Linked DNA regions of Homo sapiens: region 2 is linked to region 1. A link is a loop called in an ENCODE intact Hi-C map of the cell type or tissue named here. Cell type or tissue: heart left ventricle. All regions are shown on one strand. Region 1 holds the start of LOC124901155 (a long non-coding RNA gene). Region 2 has its middle 2.1 kb from the start of TRV-CAC1-2.

Region 1 (4,000 bases):
AATATCCACGAGATCTTCTAAGCCCTGGCCTCCTTTGCAGTTAGAACGGAGCTGTGTGACCTGGTTCTGGCCAAAGAGAGGTGGTTGTAAATGACGTAATTGCACTTCTGGGCCTAGCCCTTAAAGCATCCCATGGGGTCTTCCAGCCTTCTCTTCTCTACAGTGGCAATTCTGAAGGCCACACATTCCAGATATTATGGCTGCAAGACAGAAGAGAGCAAACTGACTTACAATGAAGTTTACGTGAAGAACAAATAAACCTTCTTGTCTTAGGCCACCGGGAGGGAGGGTGTATTTGTTACTGCAACCTCGTCTAACTATGCTGACTACACCATTGCGCTTTTCTAGCATTGCTGGGTCTTTGAGGTATTCCATGTGTCCTCCAGGGCCAGTCCAGATTGTGTGTGTCTACACTGCTGTCACCTCCAGTTTAGTAACAGTGCTTTGTACTCGGGACCCTGGTGCGCACCACACAGGCAGATATGAACGTAAGCCTTTCTTGTAATTTTCCCTTAGTCCAGTCACAACCAGACCATCATGCTTCAGAAGAGCTATTGTTCGGAGAATAACCTGCCACAGGCTACCTTCCACACCCACAGACCCTGGGCAGTCCCGTGGGGCCCCTACGGGGCACTCCCTGCCAGCTCCTGACCTGCTCCCTCAGTGTTTCTCTGGACTCCGACACAGCCAGACCCAGAGAGAGGGAGGGGTCAACCACTGACCCAGCTAAGGCTGCACTTTTCAAGTCCTCAGATCCCGCCCCAACATCTTCCGCTTCCCAGGGAGATAGAGAAAGGTGATCCACTCCCCTCAGGAAGACACGGTACCTCCGGGAGTGTGACCACAGCAACACCAATCATGAAAACTCAGATAGTGCATACTGTATGGCGTCATAAGATCTGAGCCTCAAGACTGCCCAGCTGTGAGTCCTGGGACAGTTTTCTTACCCTCTCTGTTCCCCCATCTGTAAAATGGGGATGTATGCAGTGCTGTCATCAATGGGTTATTGACAAGATTCAATATATCAATATGTATGTTCTAAGTGCCTTACATATGCTAATTTAATTTTCACAACTCTGTGAAGTAGGTATTATTATTACCTATATTCCAGATGAGGGAGCAGAGACCAAAGATTACACAACTGCCCAGTCCCATAAGAAACCCAGAGCCCAACACAGATTCAAGAAAATACCTTGGAGCAGGTGCCATTTTTCACCAACTCTCCGTCCAAATTAGGGAAAGACAGCTCCTTTGATTTTCTCCTTTCCCAAGGTCTTATGAAACTGTGAGTTAATCCATGTGTACAAGAGGACATCCAGTTCTCTTTCTTTTAAAACAAAAATTTCCTCCTCCTGCCAAGTTGGCAGAGGCTTGTAAGGGTGGTGTCCTAACAGCCTCCTGTTTGGTCTTGGCACTCTGTGGCTTGTGAACAACAACCAGAGATGAATATATCTACAGGAGGAGAACAAGCAGCTGGGCTTGAACCAGCAGGTGCCCAGGCCAGAGCATTTCAAAGATGTCAAAGATCACAGCCTCAAAACTACCAGCTGTGTGTCCTGGGACAATTTGCTTTCCCTCTCTGTTTCCCCTTCTGTAGAACAGGTATATGTATGTGCATATATATATATATATATATATATATATATATATATATATACACACACACACACACACACACACAGTGCCTTCATCAAAGGGCTGTTGAGAAGATTCAATGTATCTATATATATAAAGCATTTAGAAGAGTGCTTGGCACAAAATAAGCCCCATAAAATTTCTCGCTGTTGTTGATTATCATTTTAGATGTAAGTGTCAGTCAGAACTCCTGACACAGACATCTCCCTTTCCACAGGACCCAGAAATGATAACAGTAGGAGGCTGCTTGCTCCTTCTAGACCTTTTCCCAGGGACTGTGGGTTATCCCTTAAGAGCCTCTGGTAACAGGTTTCTCCAGATTCATCCCACGGTCCCTTCCAGCTCAACAGCGCCACCTGCCACACAGATTTTACACATCCATGTAAAGCTTGAGGGATGAAAGGAAATTGTTGGTGTTAAAGGGCAAGCAGGAAAGAGAACAGCAATTGATGGCCAATTCAAAAGGTGAACTTCTTTAATAAAGAATGTGTTCCCACAATGGACACAAACTCTACAAAAGGTACCGAAAGACTTGATGTAAGGACAGGACAGGCAGTCCCTGGGAGAGATGGCTCAATTGGGTGACACACATGATAGAAGGGTAAAGAAAATTAAACAACCAGACACTATTTGCTGCCTACAAATTTAGAGAAAAAACAAACCTGCCACAACCCAATCCTGGGGAGGTGAGTGAGTAAAGAGCTTTTACTTATAGTTGGAAACTTTATAAATTGAAATACTCCTTCTTGAAGTAGTAGTTTAGCAATCTGATGCAATTTAGGATTATTTATGTTTACATATAATTTTTGAATAAATACTATATTCTCGTGGTTCAAAATGCAGGAGTATAAAGACGATATGCACTGAAAATTCTCCTTCCCACCCTTCTCTTCCAGCCACCCAGGTGCCTCCTCACCGACAGCCCCGGTTAGTGGTTTCTGGTGTGAACTTTCAGGAACATTTTTATGAACATACACAAATATGTACACATTCATTTCACCCTTTCTTATGCAAATTATAACATAGCTTGGCACATTGATTTCTTTATTTCACATGCATCTTGGAGATTTTCCCATACCATTTTATAAAGAGGCCCCTCTTCCTTTTTTATGGCTGAAAGTAGTACATTGCATGCTGTTATGGGTTGAACTGTGTTCCCCCAAAATTCGTATGTTGAAGTCCTAACCCCAGATACTTCCTAATGTGACCTTATTTGGAAACAGAGTCATTGCAGATGTATTTAGTTAAGCCGAGGTCATGCTGGAGTGAGTAGTTTAGGGCCCTAATCCGATATAACTGGTCTCCTTAAAAAAGGGAGAAATTTGCACACAGGCATGCATGCAGTGAGAAGGCTGTGTGTGATGGTAAAGGCAGAGACTGGGTGCTGTGTCCACAAGCCAAGTGTAGCAGGACAAGTCGCAGACAAAACTCCTCAGACACCGGATTAAAGAAGGAAGAGGTTTTTATTCGGCCGGGAGCATCGGCAGACTCACGTCTTAAGAGCCGAGCTCCCCGAAAAAGAAATTCCTAGCCCTTTTAAGGGCTTACAACTCTAAGGGGTTCACGTGAAAGGGTCATAATAGATCAAGTAAGCGTGAGGAACGTGACTGGGGGCTACACACATCAGCTAACAGAACAAAAAGTTTTACAGTGCTTTCTCACACAATGTCTGGAGTTTACAGATAACACCAGTAGTTTTGGTCAGGGGTTATTATTATTATTATTATTATTATTATTATTATTATTATTTTAACCACCAGGGCCAGGTGGTGGCGCCAAGGTCGTCTCGCTATCTTCTGTTTCTTTCCAACTCTGTGCTTTCTCCCTTTTCTCCTGTCTTATAAACTAGGGAAAAGGGGAGGTTGGGGAGAAGCTGGGAAGGACAACAGGAGAAGTGGTGGTCTCCGTCCAAAGGAACACCAAGGATTTCCATCAAACCACCAGCAGCTAGGTACAAAACGTGGAACCGATTCTCCCTCACAGCCTCAGAAGGAACCAAACTTGCTGACACCTTGATCTCAGACATCTAGCCTCCAAAACTGTGAGACAATAACTTGTTCCTATTTAAGCCACATTGTGTGGGGTACTTTCTTACAGCAGCCCTGGAAAACTAATACACGTGAATGTACAATAATTTATGTAATCACGTCTTTAGTTTGGACCTTTAGGTTTTCTCCATCTTTTACTTTAGACACACTATTGTGAATAACCTTTTCACACACCATTTCATGAGTGTGTGACTATACCAGCAGGGTAGACTCGTAGAGGAGAATTGCTGCGGCAAAGAGTACGTGCACGTCCATCCACACCGCACGCTGCCTTCCCTGGAGGTGAGGTCCGTCAACACCCCACCAGCGGGGAAGAG
Region 2 (4,000 bases), 230 kb before region 1:
TTTGAGCTTGGTAATGGGTATGAGCGCACAAGAATACAGAGTCCAGTGCAACCATTTAAAAGGGGAGGGTTGCAGAGTCAGAGAGTAGCTCAGAGACACAGCACAGCTGAGTGAATGTGGACGTTCACTTGAACACAAACACACAGAAACCAATTAGTTGGCTGATTTTCTCGAATACACACACATAGAAACCAATTAGTCGGCTGATTTTCTCGAATACACACATAGAAACCAATTAGTTGGCTGATTTTCTTGAATACACACACAGAAACCAATTAGTTGGCTGATTTTGTTGAATACAGGTGAATGTAGGGTTTATACAAGAAAAAGAGGAGAAAGGAGAGAAGCACCACAGCTCCTCTTGAAACAGTGAGTCTTTTTTTCTCCTGTAGGTAAGTTGCTTGGCTAGAGTTTGCCACAAGCATATGTCTGGGCACTGCCCTGAATGGGCTGGCTGAGCTCACTGGGAAACTATTTAATTATGTATAGTTTCCCCCAAAAAACTTAAGTCTGCAATGCTTGCAAAGTGCAGGTTGTGTCTGCACCGTTTTTTATCATTATAATTCTTCAGAAATTAACATAACCTTTCAATTTTCACTAAAGTGTACAACCAAAGCAACAGAACAGAATTCAGCATTCTTTTATTTCTCAAAAACAAAGCAATTTCCAATTGTTTAAGGGTAGTAATATAGTTTGTATTTATGTCCTCGTCAAAATTTACGTTGAAATGTAATTCCCAATATTGGAGGTGGGGCCTGGTGGGAGGTTATTGGATCATGAGGATGGATTTCTCATGAATGGTTTAGCACCACGGCCTTGGTGCTGTCCTCCCTATTATGAGTTCTCCCCTGATAAGGTTTTAAAAAGTGTGTGGCACCCCCCGCCTTCTTGCTCCCACCTTCGCCATGTGATGTGCCTGCTCCCTCTTTGCCTTCTGCCGTGATTGGAAGCTTCCTGAAGCCTCGCCAGAAGCAGAAGCTGGCGGTATGCTTCCTGCACAGCCTGCAGAGCCATGAGCCAATTAAGCCTCTTTTCTTATCAATTACCCAGCCTCAGGTATTTCTTTTCTTTTCTTTTCTTTCTTTTTTTTTTGAGATAGAGTCTGGCTCTGTCGCCCAGGCTGGAGTGCAGTGGCATGATCTCTGCTCACTGCAACCTCTGCCTCCTGGGTTCAAGAGATTCTCCTGCCTCAGCCTCCTGAGTAGCTGGGATTACAGGTGCACGCCACCACACCTGGCTAATTTTTGTATATATTTTTTTACATTTTATTTATTATACTTTAAGTTCTAGGGTACATGTGCACAACATGCAGGTTTGTTACATATGTATACATGTGCCATGTTGGTGTGCTGCACCCATTAACTCGTCATTTACATTAGGTATATCTCCTAATTCTATCCCTCCCCCCTCCCCCCACCCCACGACAGGCCCCAGTGTGTGATGTTCCCCTTCCTGTGTCCAAGTGTTCTCATTGTTCAATTCCCACCTATGAGTGAGAACATGCGGTGTTTGGTTTTCTGTCCTTGCGACAGTTTGCTCAGAATGATGGTTTCTAGCTTCATCCATGTCCCTACAAAGGACATGAACTCATCCTTTTTTATGGCTGCATAGTATTCCATGGTGTATATGTGCCACATTTTCTTAATCCAGTCTATCATTGATGGACATTTGGGTTGGTTCCAAGTCTTTGCTATTGTGAATAGTGCCACAATAAACATATGTGTGCCTGTGTATTTATAGCAGCATGATTTATAGTCCTTTGGGTATATGCCCAGTAATGGGCTGGCTGGGTCAAATAGTATTTCTAGTTCTAGATCCTTGAGGAATAGCCACACTGTCTTCAACAATGGTTGAACTAGCTTATAGTCCCACCAACAGTATAAAAGTGTTCTGTTTCTCTACATCCTCTCCAGCACCTGTTGTTTAAGCATTCCTATACACCAATAACAGACAAACAGAGAGCCAAATCATGACTGAACTCCCATTCACAATTGCTTCAAAGAGAATAAAATACCTAGGAATCCAACTTACAAGGGATGTGAAGGACCTCTTCGAGGAGAACTACAAACCACTGCTCAATGAAATAAAAGAGGACACAAACAAATGGAAGAACATTCCATGCTCATGAATAGGAAGAATTAATATTGTGAAAATGGCCATACTGCCCAAGGTAATTTATAGATTCAATGCCATCCCCATCAAGCTACCAATGCCTTTCTTCACAGAATTGGAAAAAACTACTTTAAAGTTCATATGGAACCAAAAAGGAGCCCGCGTCACCAAGTCAATCCTAAGCCAAAATAACAAAGCTGGAGGCATCACACTACCTGACTTCAAACTATACTACAAGGCTACAGTGACCAAAACAGCATGGTACTGGTACCAAAACAGAGATATAGACCAATGGAACAGAACAGAGCCCTCAGAAATAATGCCACATATCTACAACCATCTGATCTTTGACAAACCTGACAAAAACAAGAAATGGGGAAAAGATTCCCTATTTAATAAATGGTGCTAGGAAAACTGGCTAGCCATATGTAGAAAGCTGAAACTGGATCCTTTCCTTACATCTTATACAAAAATTAATTCAAGATGGATTAAAGACTTAAATGTTAGACCTAAAACCATAAAAACTCTAGAAGAAAACCTGGGCATTACCATTCAGGACATAGGCATGGGCAAGGACTTCATGTCTAAAACACCAAAAGCAATGGCAGCAAAAGCCAAAATTGACAAATGGGATCTAATTAAACTAAAGAGCTTCTGCACAGCAAAAGAAACTACCATCAGAGTGAACAGGCAACCTAGAGAACGGGAGAAAATTTTTACCATCTACCCATCTGACAAAGGGCTAATATCCAGAATCTACAAAGAACTTAAACAAATTTACAAGAAATAATTTTTGTAGTTTTAGTAGAGATGGGGTTTCACCATGTTGATCAGGTTTGTCTCGAACTCCTGACCTCATGATCCACCTGCCTCAGCCTCCCAAAGTGCTGGGAATACAGGCATGAGCCACTGCACCCGGCCGGTTTTAGGAGTTTCTATTGACATGTCCTCAAGCGCAGTGACTCTTTTCTCAGCTGTGTCCAGTTTATTAATGAGACCAAAGGCATTCTCCATTTCAGTTAGTGTTTGAACTCTAGCATTTCTTTCTGATTTTTTTCGTAGAATTTTCATGTCTGTGTACATCACCATCTGTTCTTGCATGCTGTCCACATTTTCCATAAGAGCCTTGGCATATCATTCATAGTTGTTTTAAATTCATGGTCTGTTAATTGTACCATCCCTGACATATCTGAATTTGGTTCTAATGCTTGCTCTGTCTCTCTAAACTGTGCTTTTTGCTTTTTAATGTGCCTTGTAATTTTTGTTGTTGCTGAACAACAAAATGATGTACTACTAGATAAAAGGAACTCTGGTAAATAGGCTTTTAGTGATGTGGCATTAAAGTGGGGGACGAGGAGTGTTCTATAGCTTTATGGTTGGGTCTCAGTCGAGGAGTGTTCTGTAGCTTTATGGTTGGGTCTCAGTCTATTTTTTTTTTTTTTTCTGAGATGGAGTCTTGTTCTGGAATGCAGTGGTGCAATCTCAGCTCACTGCAACCTCCACCTCCCAGGCTCAAGTGATTCTCCTGCCTCAGCCTCCCGAGTATCTGGGACTACAGGCATGTGCAACCATGCCTGGCTAATTTTTGTATTTTTAGTGGAGACAGGGTTTTGCCATTTTGGCCAGGCTGGTCTTGAACTCCTGATCTCAGGTGATCCACCTGCCTCGGCCTCCCAAATTGCTGGGATTACAGTTGTGAGCCACTGGGACCACCCAGGTGTCAGACTTTTAGTGAGCCTGTGCCCTTGGGCTATGAACTTTACCACTGGTTTTCAGTTTCTTCCCACTCTTAGGTGGGACAGGAGGGCTAGACGGGGCTGGAGTTGGGTATTTCTCTTCCCCCAGGTCATTTAGCCTCTGGTAAAGTAGTTTTTCTTGAGGACAGGCC

Evidence for each region. Peaks named below come from ENCODE experiments on the same cell type or tissue, not always from the same donor. Only the 100,000 strongest peaks of a DNase experiment are listed, where the experiment ranks them.
Region 2: it touches region 1 in a loop (2.9-fold over the local background); 7 of 110 quality-filtered maps call a loop at or near these places.

The regions. Positions count from the first base shown.
Region 1 is chr5:180,867,162-180,871,161 of GRCh38, reverse strand. It overlaps LOC124901155 (a long non-coding RNA gene), which reads right to left and starts at 1,388. Exons shown (of 2, transcript XR_007059089.1): 1 at 1,193-1,388; 2 at 1-200. In heart left ventricle, a CTCF peak has its summit at 1,991; a DNase peak (open chromatin) is centred at 1,981.
Region 2 is chr5:181,092,979-181,096,978 of GRCh38, reverse strand. No RefSeq gene overlaps it. Among named protein-coding and RNA genes, the nearest start is that of TRV-CAC1-2, 2.1 kb to the left of the region's middle. In heart left ventricle, no CTCF peak of the experiment used is centred here; no DNase peak of the experiment used is centred here; H3K27me3 peaks cover 1,090 bases.